Linked DNA regions of Homo sapiens: region 1 is linked to region 2. Evidence: read pairs that join two places in POLR2A ChIA-PET (ENCODE). Cell type or tissue: IMR-90. All regions are shown on one strand.

Region 1 (8,000 bases), 120 kb before region 2:
CCTTCCTGCTAATGGGACATACATTTTGAGACACTATATGTATTAAAACATAATGTTTCTACCTATATAATATGATAAGTCACTATGGAATTATATATTAGCAATTTAGAATATTGAAGGTATGATATTTTAACCTCCAGTATTGCTTTAAGTGTGGCATCATTCTGAATCCTGTTCATTTGTATGATTGCCTTGATTTCTTACTTTATTTTTTTGTTGTTTTTCTTTCTGGAAGCTTTTAGGTTATTTTTCATGCCTGTGGTTCTGCAGTTTCATAGTAATGAAATGTGTATCTTGGAATGTGTATGTGCATACGTACCTTCCTTCCTGCCTTCATTTTTTAATTTATTAAGCTGTACCTTCATTGGACCCTTTTAATTCAGAGATTTATATCTTCAGTTCTTGGAATTTTGGGATATTATTTCTTTGATAATTTTTTTTTTTTTTTTTTTGAGATGGGAGTCTTGCACTGTTGTCCAGGCTGGAGTGCAGTGGCGTGATCTTGGCTCACTGCAACCTTTGCCTCCCGGGTTCAAGTGATTCTCCTGCCTCAGCCTCCCAAGTAGCTGGGATTACAGGTGTCCACCACCAGGCCTGGCTAATTTTTGTATTTTCAGTAGAGACGGGGTTTCACTGTGTTTGGCCAAGCTGGTCTCGAACTCCTGACTTTGTGATCTGCCCGCTTCAGCCTTCCAAAGTGCTGGGATTACAGGCATGAGCCACCATGCCTGCCTCCCATTTTTTAATATTACCTCTTTTTGGAATTCCTGTTCCTCAAATGTTAAATGTTGTATAGTCATCATCTGTTTTTCTTTTCTGTTTTCCATTGTTTTGTCTCTTGTTTTGCATTTCAAGAGCTTATGTTTATTTTTCAAATCTTGAGTTTTTTGTTTTAAAAATTTTTGCTAATTTTTAAAACCTCCTTTAAAAAAATTCTCAGAACTTTCAATTACATCTTATTCTTGTTGTTTGATCTTATTTCTCTGGAGGCTATTATAGTGTTTGAAGATTATTTTCCCAGTTCCTTATATTGTCTGTGCTTCTTCAAAGTTCTTTTTTATTTGTTTGTGTTCTCTTTTTTTCTCATGTTGGGGGCTTCATCTTTTACTGTCTATTCATATTTAAAAGTAAGACACAAAAAATGGGGATTGGAAGCTCAATGTATATAGTTGAAATTATCAACTAGTAATGATTGTAATAAGTCAATCAGGTGAGACCCTCACCATGCCTGTGTCTAGGTCTTTTCTTTTGTTCTGGCAAATGAACATGGATGTGGGTCTTCTAGTCTTCTGCTTGTGAGCTGTAGGCCTAGCTGCTAGACTTCTTAGATGAACCCAGGAGGGTTCTTTTAAAAACTAACAAGCAATCTTAAACCTTCTGTTTTTAGTTGTACCCGACTTTTACACACAGTTATAACCAGAGCTTCTGATTTCTGAACCTATCCAGGTGTGTACTACAGTAAATGGAGTGTTACTTGATGGCATTCCCCATGTATACACGGCTTAGGTTTGTGTTTCAGTGATTTCTGGTCTACAAAGTTAGTTACCATTCAACCATTCACATTTACAGTTCCCAGAAATTTGATGACTTAGTTGTTTTATGATCCTGTTCTAGTGTCTTTATCCTAATGGGGTTATGCCTCTTTAAAAATCTTTTTGTTTTCTTTGAGACACCTCTTTCAAATCTTTTTAACTGCCACGTTAGGGATTTCGGAAAGCAACAGAGGTGAACACGTGTATTCAGTCCTTCATGTTCAGTTGGCAGTCTCTAATCTCTAGTCAATTTCTACCTCATCATAAAGACTCTTTGGCACCCCTATCAAGGGTAGATTACTTTTGTGTTAAAGATTTATAGAGAATCAAGTTTCTTTTTAATCAGAGCACTTTTCTTATTTTAGATTCAATTGTTTGTTTTTGTTTTTGTTTTTGTTTTTTGAGATGGAGTCTTGCTCTGTCACCCAGGCTGGAGTGCAGTGGCGTGATCTTGGCTCACTGCAACCTCCACCTCCTGGGTTCAAGCGATTGTCCTGCCTCAGCTTCCCAAGTAACTGGGACTAGAAGCACATGCCACCACACCCGGCTAATTTTTTGTATTTTTAGTAGAGATGGGGTTTCACCATGTTAGCCAGGATGGTCTTGATCTCCTGACCTCATGATCCACCCGCCTGGGTCTCCCAAAATGCTTGGGATTACAGGCCTGAGCCACCATGCCCGAACTATTTTTTTAATATATATCTTTCACATAATCTTTCACATAAGACTGTGTCATGGGAGCAATGGCCACTTGTGTTTTTGCTTTACCTTGAATCAGCATCTATCATGATGTCAAACAAATAGGAGGAGCCCAGTAAATTATTGGTTAAATGATTAAGCATTTTCTCATAATTCATACTCTTCAAAATATTGATTTAGAACTTTAAAGAATTCCTGTATATTGTATCTATACATGTAAAATAGTTTGTATAACCATTCTGGTATAGTTGAACATTTAGGTATTTCAAATTTTTAAATAAAATTGAATTAGCTTTTTCTGTGTTTATTTTCATAGCACAAACTTCATATGCTTGTTTCTGAGGCTGTAAACATAATATTGCCAACCTAGGTTTGCTTTATACCAGTTCCACTGGCAATATTTTGTTGCCCATTTGCTATTCCTACTGGTTATCAGCATTACTTTTGTTTAAAACCCTTTTAACAGTGAAAAGTTTTGCAACCATTAACTCAACTTGACTTTAATATTAGTTGAATATATCTGAATTAGTACCACTCTTATAGGTATATGATAATATATTATCTTACTAAATGATTAATGACTTAAGTTTTGTCTTTTATTATTATTGTCTTTTGGGATTACCATTTTCTTGAATCAAAACTTTTTGGTATTCTATGTTCTTTGGTGTTTCTTGGTAAATTTTCTAGTATTAATTGGGTAAAAGTCTTAAAATATGATTAGGCCAAAAAATTTATGATAGGATTTTGATTTGAATGCATTAACTAGATTAATTTCAGTTGAATCTAAAGTAGATTGATGGCTTTTATTAGATGTAGGTAAGGAATGATTCTGTTGCTCTCTTCGGATCTGGTACTTTGGATCTAAGGGTCTTTTCTGCGTTTGTATGATCTTATTCTTAGGCTTTTATGAGGCATGCATTGAAATTTGGGAGTGTGGTCAGGAATGACTGTCCTGCCCCTTGGATCTGAGCAGAGATTGGAGTTATTCAAGGTTGGTAATGACCACATTCTAAGTGGATTTTACCAGACTTCAAATGAACCTTTTTTTCCTAATTGGATTTGGAAGTAAAGGTAAAATGTAGATTATGAAAACAATATTGGAAGAGTCTGTCAAATGAGTTGGGGCAATGCTTTATTTAAAGCACTTAATTAAGAAGTATTAGATATCTTCTATTAAGGGTATGTGTGTATTGTGTGTTTAATAAACACATACAGTATATAACATACCATACATATCATTTATTGAACAGTTGATACAGCTAAGCATTGTTCTTGAGGACTCTACATATATGTATTAACTCATTTAATTTGCATGACTAAGAGGTAGATATTTACCCTTATTTTACAGTTGGATGACTATGGCTTATTCTTAATAATTGTCTGCATTTCAACTGCTAGTAAGTGGTGGAACTTGGTAGCTTTGAGTTTGTGCGTTTAACCACTGCACCATAGTGTCTCCCTTTTGATCTGTTGCTAATTCTAACCTAAACTCTTTATGATTCTAATGTGATTTAAATGTTTATTTTTCTTTTAGAAACAATTGGCAGAGCACATGGCATTGTTCTTTAGCTATGTTCTCATCACTGAAGAGTGAGTTAGCATCATCAACTGAATATTAGGGCTTTGGAGTTCATTTCCTCTATTAACTCATTAAAGAAAAAATAGTTTAGAGAAGGGAAAAATTTATCTTGGCAAAGAGCAATAAGCAGGACTTTTGCAATATCTCTCCCCACAACTTCAATATGTAAGAGATTTAGAAATAAGCTGAAAAAAAAGTCTTGTTCTATGATTTTTTTTTTTCATTTTCTTAGAGAATATCCTCCCTATGCCACACATACAAACACATGTTAAGGTATTTGTGTTTTTGATTCAGTCCATAGTTTACATAGTAGAATGAAATATTTGATTTATCCATTCAACAAATATTTGAGAGCCTATTATATGCTACGCTTTGTTTTATATGCTAGAGAGTAAGAGAGACTAAGTTACTGCCTTCATGGATCTTCTGTTTTAAAGAAGTATAGAGACAGAAAATGTTAGATGATAATCAGTACTATGCAGAAAAAATATACTATCAAGGGGATAGAGAAAGAAGCTGCTATTTTAGACAGGATAGTCTGTCATGCTATCTCTTAAAGACCTGAATGAAGTGAGAGGTGCAAGCTTTGGTCGTATCTGGGCAAATGTATTTCAAGCAGAAAAAAAAGGAAGTAGGAAGATCCTGAAAAGGGATTACCTGGCATGTTTGAGGAACAGCAGAGATCAGTGTAGCAAAAATGGTAGAGAATCAGGGACCAGATATTTGTTCCAAATGTAATCTGGTAATTTCTCTAAAGAAGTGATAAGTTTTATACAGTTGTCATATTTCTTAGTATTTTTAGTTGCTCAGATAATACATTTAAAGTGGCTAACATGAAGTAAGGCTTTTTTATACAGTTGTCACTTGGTAACCACTGGGGCTAGTTCCAGGACCACCCAGAGATACCAAGATCGGCAATGCTCAAGTCCCTTATGTAAAATGATGTAGTTTTTGCCTATAACCTGTGCACATCTTGTTGTGTACTTTAAATCGTCTCTAGATTACTTATAATACCTAAGTGCCTAGACATCACATTTGTGCGGATTCAATGTCGTATCATACTTGGTGCACATCAGATTCAAGCTTTGCTTTCTGGAACATTTTGGAATTTTTTTTTCCTGAGTATTTTTGATCAGGAATTATATTTTCAATATAATTTCTTGGTTGAATCCCATGAATGCAGAAGCCCCAGACACAGAGGGCCGACTGTATATGTTATATACAAATTACTATTTAAAATCGTAATAGACGAATAAGAAAATTTTTAAGATACGATAGATCCTCTAGTTATTCACTGATACCCAAAAATACATATATTTTTTAAATTACTTATTTTAAATTTCATAGTATCTTAATGTGAAAGGAGCCGTGTCAAGAGCTAGTGTATACTCTTTATTGATATATTAAACCATTATGAAATTATCATATTTTCACAATAATTAATAAGCAATTGCCTGGTTACCTAAAATTTAATTTGCCCAGGTTTATTACTAGATGACTTTGTTTGTAAGCTTAGGTTCATTAGGGACAACAGAAAACTCCTAAGTGGCTTGAGTAAGATAGAAGTTTGTTTCCCTTACCAGAAACATTAACACTTCTAGAGTAGTATGGTGATTTTCATGGATTGAAGCTCCTTTTTATCTCATTCTTCTATTATCCTGAAAACACAGTTTTTGCCTTATGGTCTAATATGGTCTCTTCACTTTAGCTATCACATCAGCATTTCAGCAAGCAAGAAAGAGAAAAGGAAGGTCTTCCCTTTTAAGGATACAGTACTTCCCAGAAATTGCACGTACCACTTTCACTTTATATCCCATTGGCCAGATCTTACATGCAGGGGTACACTTACCTACAAGAAGGCTGGGCTATGTATGTAGTTTTTTGGTTTTTTGTTTTTTACTCTGGGAAGCTCTGTATCTGTCTAGCTTTGATGACCCTATTATTGACAGGAACAGGTAGTTATTAGTGTACATCTATCAGTCACTGCACCACAGGTCTTTTAAACAATAAGGAGAAATTAGTTTTATAGTAATGTGGTTTTTTTTCTATTTTTTCTATATTAAATCTTAAATTATGAAATATACTATAGAATATTCTGTGAATTTTTTAAGAGATAAAATTGTCCTACAACCAACCATGTATACCTTTATGTTGTCAATATAAAGTAATTATTAAGATAGCGATTAAGAGTATGGAGCCAAACTGCTTAGGTTCAGGTTCTGCCAGTGCTACCTGCCAGTGGTATAACCTTGGGCAACTTACCTATTTAACTTTTTGTGATATAGTGTTGTCATCTTAAAATGGGAAGATAATAATACCTAACTCATAGGATCGTTCTTAGGATTAAGTAATTGGTTGTAAAGAACATAGAAAAGCTCCTGGCTCAGAGTATAGCCTCAAATGCTGTTAGTTCTTACTATCAATTGGCAGGTTTTTAGCGAAAGTACTTTTAATAATACCCTAAGTAAAACTTAACTTTAAAAGTTAACCTATGAAGATGCATTAATGTTTCCACTGTGGTAGAGAAAAAGACTCATCTTTAAAAATGAGTCTAAATTTGCTTATTTCATTTTGGAGTATGTTATTACTTACATTGAGAGATTTTCTTAGGTAGCGAGCTGTAGTATTTATAATATGTATACATATGTATACAATATATGTTCCTTTGCAAATAGTTATGTTTTTTAAACTTTCCACAAAAAGTGTGCCTTTTAAAAGTCTATTCAGAGCCATAATATCAAAAGACTATTAGCAGTGAAACTATTTTATTACCTGTATCTTGGGATAAATAAATGAACAGGAACCTATTAGAGTAATTATGTGACAATTGAAAGTTGAGGATCTTTCAAGGTGGAACTAGGCTTCATGTTAAGGCTTTGCTTAATTTACTTTCCCAGGAAGTCTTGCCTTAATCCCTGGGCCTGATTACTATATACTCTGTTGTGTTTTTTTATATAGCATTCTATACATAACTCTTTTAGCACCTAGCATATTTTATTGAAATTGTATATTTGTGTCTATCTCCCCTACCACATCATAAGACTATGTCCCACTCATGTTTACATGCTCTGCATCCTACACACTGTCAGTATCGTAGATTTAATTAACTTATTATGCTGAACAGTGATACAGGTTGCCATTTTGTAGGAGTTTGTTTTTTTTTTTTAAATCTTAAGTCAGAAATAACAGTAATTTATTCATGGCCTTAAACTGTTCTCCAAATTTGGCCATCTGCAGCAAGATGTTTAGAAATAGGCATATTTCCAAAATAAGCTATAATACTTCAAAGTAATGTTCCGTGTTACTGAAGTGCAGTTTAGGAAAGCTGTGCTTCCTGGCTGTTGATTGTGTACTTCCCATATGTATGCTTCTATTTCTCACTCATACCAAGGTATCACAACAAGAAATTTACTTGTATGTTTTAGAGTATGACAACTTTATTTAAGAGGTCATTTAGTTAACTCATGTCATGCTGCATAAAATGCAGGAGTAAATAAGAGATGGTAGATAATCCTTTTGATAACACTTATTTTACCTGTGTTGAGTCTGAAATCAAAATATTCCATAGTTAACTTAGATCTCAGGTGAAGTGTGTATATGTATGTACAGGAAACATGTTTGGGTACCTATCATATATATTTATGTATTTTAGTGTCAAAATTGGATTATTTTTGCCACTTACTCTTGCATTAGTAGATGATCAAACTCTTTAATTTCATAACTGAAACAAAATCCAACCGACAATCTCCATCTTACATGTGGGCCTGTAGAGTGTAGAGGGCTTGCTGAGGTGGTAAAGGTAGATGCAGTTAATCTGTAGAGGACTTGCTGAGGTGGTAAAGGTAGATGCAGTTCATCTGTACTCCTTACTTGTGTGCTAGCATATTATTTTGTTTTTAAAGGGACTGTGCTGAAAATTACTAAAATGTAATCCCAGACATTTAATTTTTAGACATTTTTCAAATCAGTTAAAAAAATTTTTTTTCATTTGTTGAGAGACAGGGTCTTGCCCTGTTGCTCAGGCCGGAGTGCATTGGCACAGTCATAGCTCACTACATGCTCAAACTCCTGGGCTCAAGTGATCTTCCTTTTTCTACCTCCCAGCTAGGTGGGACTACAAGCATGAGCCACCATGCCCAGCCTCTAAATGGGTTTTAATGTACTATTCTAATAGTCTATTAGAGATTTAG
Region 2 (8,000 bases):
TCAAATTATTGCCTCCTCTTTCAGACACTACAAAAGGCTTTCTATAGTATAATGCCTATGCCCTCCGATTCATATACCTAACTGCCTCCCCTTCTATCAGGGCCTGGCTCTGAGTTGAAATCCAGTGCACATCTGTTGAATGGAATTGATTTGAAGAGAGCTGGCAATTAGAAGACTTGGAAGATGGCTCTCAGATGATGGGACAAGGTGCTTCAGAATGAAAGATGAATTAGGGAAGCAGGCACCAATTAGCAGAGGATGCTACAGCCTATGATAAGGAGCTTTAATTTGATAGGAGACAATTGGGAGCCATTCATCCTGCAGCTCAGAGAAAGCCATTGACAAGCCCCTAATGACACTCAGGGGCCTTTGAAACCTTTAATTGCTAACGGCAATTTTGCTATTTCCGTGTAGAAGTGACACAGGAGGATGAGCTCGCAGCCGCCATATGCACCCAGGCTGCACTGCCCACAGCAAGGTCACTGTAGGAGCATCCCTCCTCTCCTCTGTGCACAGCAGAAACACTGCAAGTGAGCCCAGGTCACTTTCCTTATGTGTCCCTGAACCCCAGGTAAAGGCCCCCCTGCCTCCCATATCCCCATGCCTTACTTACATGGCTCTTGGGTTATAAGGAGCCCTCATATCACTGTTTCTCTTCTGCAACTTCTGCTCCCCACCTTTGCCCCACTAGTTAACCCCCAGGTCTCCATCCAAAGAAAGGATTCACAGCTTCCAGAATTTCAGTTCCAGTGAGGCAAAATGCTGCTCTTCCTCTCCCATCACCACTTTAAAACACCACCAGGTCAAGACCAGTGTGGAAAAGGGGGAAGGAGGCTATGAAATCCTGCTGATAGAGAAGTCATGGGGGACTGTTTTGTGTTTTTATCTTTTATTTTTCCAAGTTTTGGATCCCTTCCCTTCTTCCATCTGGCACAAAAGCACTTGGAGGCCAGTATCTGGACCTGGCCTTCAAAAGCCAGTGAGTGTCAACAGGAGAACGGATTCCAGACGCACGGGACAATGGCCTTTTCAAGGCACAGAATGCTGCTCAGTATTGTACGGTTTGCATGTGATGCAGCTTCTTGAATGCACACAAACACTCCCATTTTCACCAGCTCCATGATGGTGACTTATTTACTGCTGAAGATCCCAGGGCCGATTCAAACTGCAAACATCTATCCCCACCCCAAAAGGGAAGAAAAAAAAAAAAACCTGACAACAACAAAAAGCCACATATGAAAAAGGAAAAGCCAACCAGTGTGCGACTGTGGGACTGGAACTCTGAAGTGGGCACCAGGTGCATTAATTACACTTGATTGCGTGTTGGTTTATGACTGCAGTCACTTGTGTGCTATGTTCTTGCCCCGCAGCATCTGTGCCGAAGGATGTCCTTGATATTTCACTAAGCAAGATGAATATTGGCCAGATGGTGACTTCACAAGGACATAATTCACATAGCATTTTCCTGCCCCGACACAGATTTCTGTGAAGGAATCTTGAATGCCACGCTGAACAAAACAGAACAAGAAAACTCAATGCCCCGAGAAGGCTCAGTCGTCGTAAGTTGAAGATTAATGGTCTCCACAGTGATGCCGACAGCAGCCCAAATGGCAGCCGGATCCCAGGCTCATGCTGCAGATCTTGCCAACCCATCTCTCTGTCGCTTGCAGAGTGAGCTGACATCATCTGAGGCATCTCCAATTCACTTGAGGGGGGAAGGGCACTCCCTGGGCCCCAAAAACACACACCACAGGAAACTGGGTCATTTACTTTTTAAAATGATTAATTTTGTGTAGTGACAGGCTTCGTCAGTACCTGCGTGCTTGGTAATTTTATTTTGATGGTGACCAAGTGAAGAACGTGCCCTAGGCTCCAGCAGCGAGCTCATTCTGGTGCCCTGGAAGGGGAAAATGGGAGAGAAGCAAATCTCTCTCCTTGGAAACTCTTAGCAACACCGAGAAGCCCTGGTATTATCAGGCCGCCAGCAAGTAAGCAAAATGGCCCAGTTCCGAGTTGCTTTAGGAAAGTTCTTACTCCCTGAGAGTACTATGTAGCTGACCTACATGGAGTTAAAAAGGTAGGCATTACACACTTGTCAGTGGTATTTTAAATGTGGTAAGCCTGTCTGGAATTTGTAAAATTTCTACAACCTACACATTTGAGTCCTGAACCATGAAATAAAGATATGGAGAGTGAAGGTCATCCTGCTACTAAAGAAGGTCAACCCAAGACAGTCTGAAAGCAATAGAAGTAGGGGGCCGGGGTGTCACATTCCTGAGGTCTCTGTGTGCAGACTGCCCATGTCCTAGTGATGTGGAGTCAAGACACAAGACATGTCCTCAAGCAGGACCAAAATCATCCCTTCAAAATCACATCGCCATGTTGAATGGTTGCTGTTTGTTTGTTTAGAAGGAATAAATAATAGTGATAAAAGGGATGGAGGCTATTTCTTGTACACCCACTGCGTGTGAGACTCCCTGCTGCACACGCCCCCAGTAACTCCTACAGCCCTCTGCAAGGTGTACCCATCGAGAGATTGTGCCCCCGCATCAGACTGCCTGCTCTGCCACCTTCTGCTGCGTGACCTCACACAACTGACTTAACCGCTCTGAAAGTCAGTTCCCTCGTGGGTTAAACAGAAATAAGAAGAGAACCTAGTTCACAAGCTGGTAAGGACTGAATGAAAGAATGCTTTGAAAGCTTGGTAGAGAGGCTGTCATACACCAAGTGCTCAAAAAAGTCAGCAATCATTATTACTCAGCATGCGTAGCTCTGGAAGTGAAACAGATTCTCACAAACTCTACCAAAGGGTACCTCATTCTTACACGATAAAAATAAGACCAGGCCTTCCTAGGCTGCTGCCTCCTGCCTCCTGCTAGGATGCAAATTCATGGCCAAAAACCCAGTGACAACAGTCCCTCCTTTACCAGCACTATTTGGCAGGCCAAGCTTTGGCAAACAGCCCACCATACCCATTAAAAAAAAACCACCATTGTTTCATCTGGAGGCTTTTTGATCCCCCTAAATAAAATGTTACCACCCTCCCCACCCCACCCCCAGGACAGATTCAGCCTGCAGGGGAGCCAGCTCCTCCTGCTATGTCACTCCAGCCAGGCAGGCCAGGCAGGATGACTCAGCAGAAAAGAGCCTGCTGCGGGGTCCGCCCACCCTCGGGTCAGCTGCGGCCAGAAAAGGAAGGCCTCTGTGAGACAAACAGAAAAGGACACTGCTCAGGTCCCCTGGGTGCAAAGCATCCTTTGTCTGTGGGGACTTCAGACAGGAACCGCCCATGTTGACATTTCAGCTGGCAGAGCAGGCTTGGCCTGGCTGGGAGAGGCAGGAACCCCTGCAGAGGCTACAAAAGATAGTCCACACTTCTTTAGCCCAGCCAGATACCACAGTCCCTGTCCTCTGTACGTATTAATATACATAACCTCAGACTTATGCGTTTTCTATTATTATCCCTACTTTTGAGATGGGGACACTAAAGCACAGAGAAGGCAAATAACTTGTCCAGGGTAACACAGCCATGAAGTGGGGAAGCAGGGCTTACACCAAAGAGTTGTGGCTTCCAAGCAGGTGCACACAGCATCCAGGTCTGTCCTTCTGGCTGCATGTTATTCCCTCCCTCTGCTCTGCTGCTTCTCGGGAGCTCAGAGCCGAAGGCAGCATTTCATGGTTTCTGGAGCCTGGCTCCCTTCCTCCATCCCCTTCACTGCCCAATTACAGGACTCACCCTCTCTTCCCTGGATGCCATCACTACCTTCTAACCAGTTCTCCTTCCACCCAGGTTCACTCTTCTTGACCATCTCATCTCCCATTTGATGCTCCAGCAGCAAATACTGCTTGGAGGGCCCTACACATGCAGAGCTGGCATCACCCATGCCTTGGCTGGCTCATGCTGTCCTGATTGCCCAGAACACCTTTCTTTTCCAGCCTCTGCATGCTCGACTGCTCCTGTAGGACTCACCACCTCCAGGAATCTATTTCCCTTTCCTCAGGCTGGATGAAGTGGCTGGTTGAAGCTCACAGAACATCCAGTGCATATTTCTTGTGTGGCATTTTAGGACCGAGAACTTATCTATGACTTTGCATCTCCCATGCTGGGCATCATCCCTGACATCTAGGATGTGCTCCATAAAAGTCTGTTACATAATGCAAATAAAGGTGGTCTCCATCAGTACTACCAGTCAACATGCTCTACCACTGCAAATCCATGGAGGGTGCATGTGGTTATTGAAAATGCTGCTCTCTAAAAACTTCTAGTTCTCTGCCTTCCAGGCCCACAGTAGAATGGCCCTCCCTTGTTCTGTGAGGTTGGGAGAGGGCCATGTGGTCAGCTCTGGCCAATAAGATGTGAGCGGAAGTGAGTGATGTCACTTCAGTTGAGCATTCAATTACAGGGGTGAGATGCCCAGAGCAGCATTTCCTCCCTTATGGTGACCCAACATGGGAGATGGTGGCTGCTCCATCAACCTGAGGCCCCAAGTGATTGCAAGAAGGAAACTTTGCAATGAATATATAATGTGACCAGGAGGTAAACCTTTGTTGTTTTGAAGCCCCTGAATTTATTTTTTAGCATAACTTATCTAATCCTGAAGGGAATAACTCGAATCTGTTATTAACTCATAAATGTTGTTTTGAACATTTGCCAAGAATGGTCTTTCAAATAGAAGGTGGGATGCAACACCTAACATTCATTCATAATAGTAAACACAACAAGAACTAGCAAAGATTAATGAGTGATTTAGAAATAAATAAATGGTCACGGATGTTCTTTGTGTTTCCAATCAGTACATTCATCTACCAAGCACGCTCAGCCCTTTTATCCTTTTGCTCCTCACCACAAGCCTGAACAAGACTCAGGGCATACATTGTCCACTCCATTTGGAGAAAACTGTGTCTCAGAGAAGATGTTACCTGCCCAAGGTCACACAGCAAGAAAAGTTGGATCAGAGCTGGGTTTTCTGACTCCAAGCCTAAGAGTCTTCATCCTGAACCAGACCTCCAAATGCACAGGGCTTTAAAATTTTATGACCTGTAAAGTAAAATTTGAGCCAATCTAAGGAAAAAAAATCAAATGCTGAATCATTTATAAAGGACTTAGTCTTTTGATTCTAAAGCATTCATAAATGGTAAGAGTCATATTTTACTGTTCTTTTTATCATAATTCTTGTCATTTTTATAGCAAATAAATATTCAGATACTATAGAAATGGTATCACGAAATTAATAACTGCCATTTGGTTGTGGTGATAGATGATCAGTGGCCCTGTTGGAGCCTGAACCAGAGGGCAGTTGGTGGTAACTTGAGAAAATGTTTGGGAATTCCAGTCTGTTCTCCAGCCACCTTGGTGTACATCACTCATGCCCAAATAATCAGATGTTTTTTGAGGTCAACTGCATATAGATTCAAGGTGGTGGTCCTAAGAGCACCATCTGGGGCCCAAAGGACTTTAGAAAGGTATCTTTGATCTTAAATGAGGCCCAATTCATGTAAGAGTCAGAGATGAGGGGACACTTTGGAACGATGGTCCTTCTTCAGCAAATTTTTTTTGTTCCTGTTTTCCCTTTGGCTTCAGGGTGTTCTGTAGTCCTCTTTCACCTTCTCCTCGCTGAGCTTGCCAGGTGTCTCCACTTTCTCCTATTGTCCCTATGATTCTGTTGTACATTAGACTTGCTCCTCAATATCTTCAGACTGCAGGCTTCCTCTCCTCTGAATTCTATTGGTGACGTGATCTACTAGGAGAAGCTGACTTCTTCCACCATCACCAAGTCACCCTGCCAGGATGGTGCTTCTGAATTGCTCACACCCAGGACATCATTTGGCAATGGCAATGGGGTACAGGAGAGTTCTTGTAAAACAAAACTTTTGTTTTAGAGTCTTGACTTAATAAAATGACACCATTCTCCCTTCACTCCTTTTCTCTCTCTCTCTGTTTGTCCCTCCCACTCCCTTTCCTCTCCTTTCCTTTCTCTCTCTAATTCCAAAATGCAGTTGTAATAAAATGGGCATTGGCTTTCATTGTAGGGTTGGGTGCTTGTGGCCAGTTCTCCTATTGAGTTTGTTCTACCTTGACTTTTATTACTATTTTAATGATAAGACCTCAAAGAGAGGCTCAGGATCAGAGAATGAGCTCAACAAAAGAGGATTGATGTAACTGCTGACCTCACCTTGCACCTGAGGTAGGATGGACCAGACTCCCCAGTTCTTGTGTGCCGGGATTCCCCATTGAAATTTGTAACCCAAGTGCCTCAGTAATAAACCATGTAGACTGGTCCAGAGCATTGTCTCTGTCAACTTCCCTGTGTGACCAATGGCAACAGTAAACAGCTGGTTGCAATTTAGAGATCTGTCATCCTCATGATCACTCTATTTACTTTTCAAAAATAACTAACATCTTCAATTATCACCTCTGAAATGACTTCAATGTCTTTATCTTTATTCCCAGTTGAATTTGAATGATTCAATTCTTGCTTCCAATATTAATAAACAGAGATAGAAATAGAGATAGATAGGGAGCATGCACTTACTGAGCATCACCCACTGCTATGCACTTTAGATGCTTCATCTTAGTTCACCTTTAAAGCCATCAGATGATTAAATAACTTCTCTAAAGTCACACAGCTAGGGGTGGTGGAATTGATAGAACCCTGGAGTCTGCCTCGAGGGCCCATGGTCTTACCACCACACTTTATACACCTTCTAGGTCAACCTAATATCCCACCATCTACAAACTCAACCAGCCCAAACTCCAGCTGGGTCCTCCTAAGTGCTTTCCTTTATAAAATCCACTTTTCGTCATGCAGACTGGCCACCCAGGCTTCACATATTGCCTTCATCCTTATCTCTTCTTTCTCCTCTCCCCCACCATCCGCTGAGTCACTGAAGCTTGTTGTTTCTTCCCTTGTGGAGTTCTTCACCCTTCCCTTTCTTTCTCATTTCACTGCCACCCCTCAAGTTTAGTTCTTCCTGATGTCATGTCTGAACTAATGTAACTGCCTCCTGATTGATTTCCCTGATTCCACCCTGATATGGTTTAGATCTGTGTCCCCACTGAAATATCATGTCAAAATGTAATTAATCCCCAGTGTTGGAGGTGGGGCCTGGTGGGAGGTGATTGGATCTATGTTTTTGCAGTACATGTGGTATTTGGTCCTTCATAAATGGTTTAGCACTATTGCCTTGGTGCTATTCTGGGTGATACTGAGTGAGTGAGTTATTATGACATCTGGTTCTTTAAAAGTGTGTAGCACGTTCCCCTTCTCTCTCACTGCTGCTCTGGCCATGTAAGATGTACCTGCTTCCCCTTTGCCTTCTGCCATGATTGTAAGTTTCCTGGGGCCTCCCAGCCATGCTTCCTGTACAGCCTGTGGAAGCATGAGCCAATTAAACCTCTTTTCTTTTTAAATTACCCAGTCTCAAGTATTTCTTTGTAGCAATGCTAGAGAGGACTAATATACTCCCTTCATCCTAAACTTAGAACTTGATGAATCTCCCTGGAGCATCACTCTCTGCACATCAGCTTCTCCATGCTTAGAATCTCCAGGAGTGCCACATTTGATAAAGTCCATCGCTTTCCCCAGCCTTCTCTGGTAGAATTCTCATCACCTACCATACTTGTTAAGAAGCCATTGTTTCTTCAACTACCCACATGTATTCTGGTGTTTTGTTTTGTTTTGTTTTGGTTGTTTGTTTGTTTTTTACCTCAGTGTAACTTTGAACTTCCGGTTCAATAAGATATACATATACGCACATATAATATACATAGAGAGAGACAAATCCCAGAGCCATTATCTTGTATTTTATTTTATTTTTCCATAAGTTATTGGGGTACAGGTGGTATTTGGTTACATGAGTAAGTTCTTTAGCAGTGATTTGTGAGATTTTGGTGCAACCATAACCCCAGCAGTATACACTGCACCATATTTGTAGTCTTTTATCCCTTGCCCCACTCCCACTCTTCCCCCCAAGTCCCCAAAGTCCATTGTACCATTCTT

What was found. ChIA-PET counts read pairs that join two places held together with the same protein. Peaks named below come from ENCODE experiments on the same cell type or tissue, not always from the same donor. Only the 100,000 strongest peaks of a DNase experiment are listed, where the experiment ranks them.
Region 1: POLR2A ChIA-PET joins it to region 2 with 11 read pairs; 3 of 35 experiments call an interaction of 5 or more read pairs at or near these places.

What each region holds. Positions count from the first base shown.
Region 1 is chr4:15,024,311-15,032,310 of GRCh38, forward strand. All of the region lies in intron 4 of CPEB2 (cytoplasmic polyadenylation element binding protein 2), which reads left to right. The region is part of intron 2 of C1QTNF7-AS1 (C1QTNF7 antisense RNA 1); the gene reads right to left. Among named protein-coding and RNA genes, the nearest start is that of CPEB2, 26 kb to the left of the region's middle. In IMR-90, no CTCF peak of the experiment used is centred here; no DNase peak of the experiment used is centred here; H3K27ac peaks cover 189 bases.
Region 2 is chr4:15,146,885-15,154,884 of GRCh38, forward strand. All of the region lies in intron 2 of C1QTNF7-AS1 (C1QTNF7 antisense RNA 1), which reads right to left. Among named protein-coding and RNA genes, the nearest start is that of CPEB2, 150 kb to the left of the region's middle. RefSeq lists enhancers at 2,136-3,092, 2,928-4,127, 3,093-4,049, 3,185-3,324. In IMR-90, a CTCF peak has its summit at 3,104; a DNase peak (open chromatin) is centred at 3,127; H3K27ac peaks cover 1,600 bases.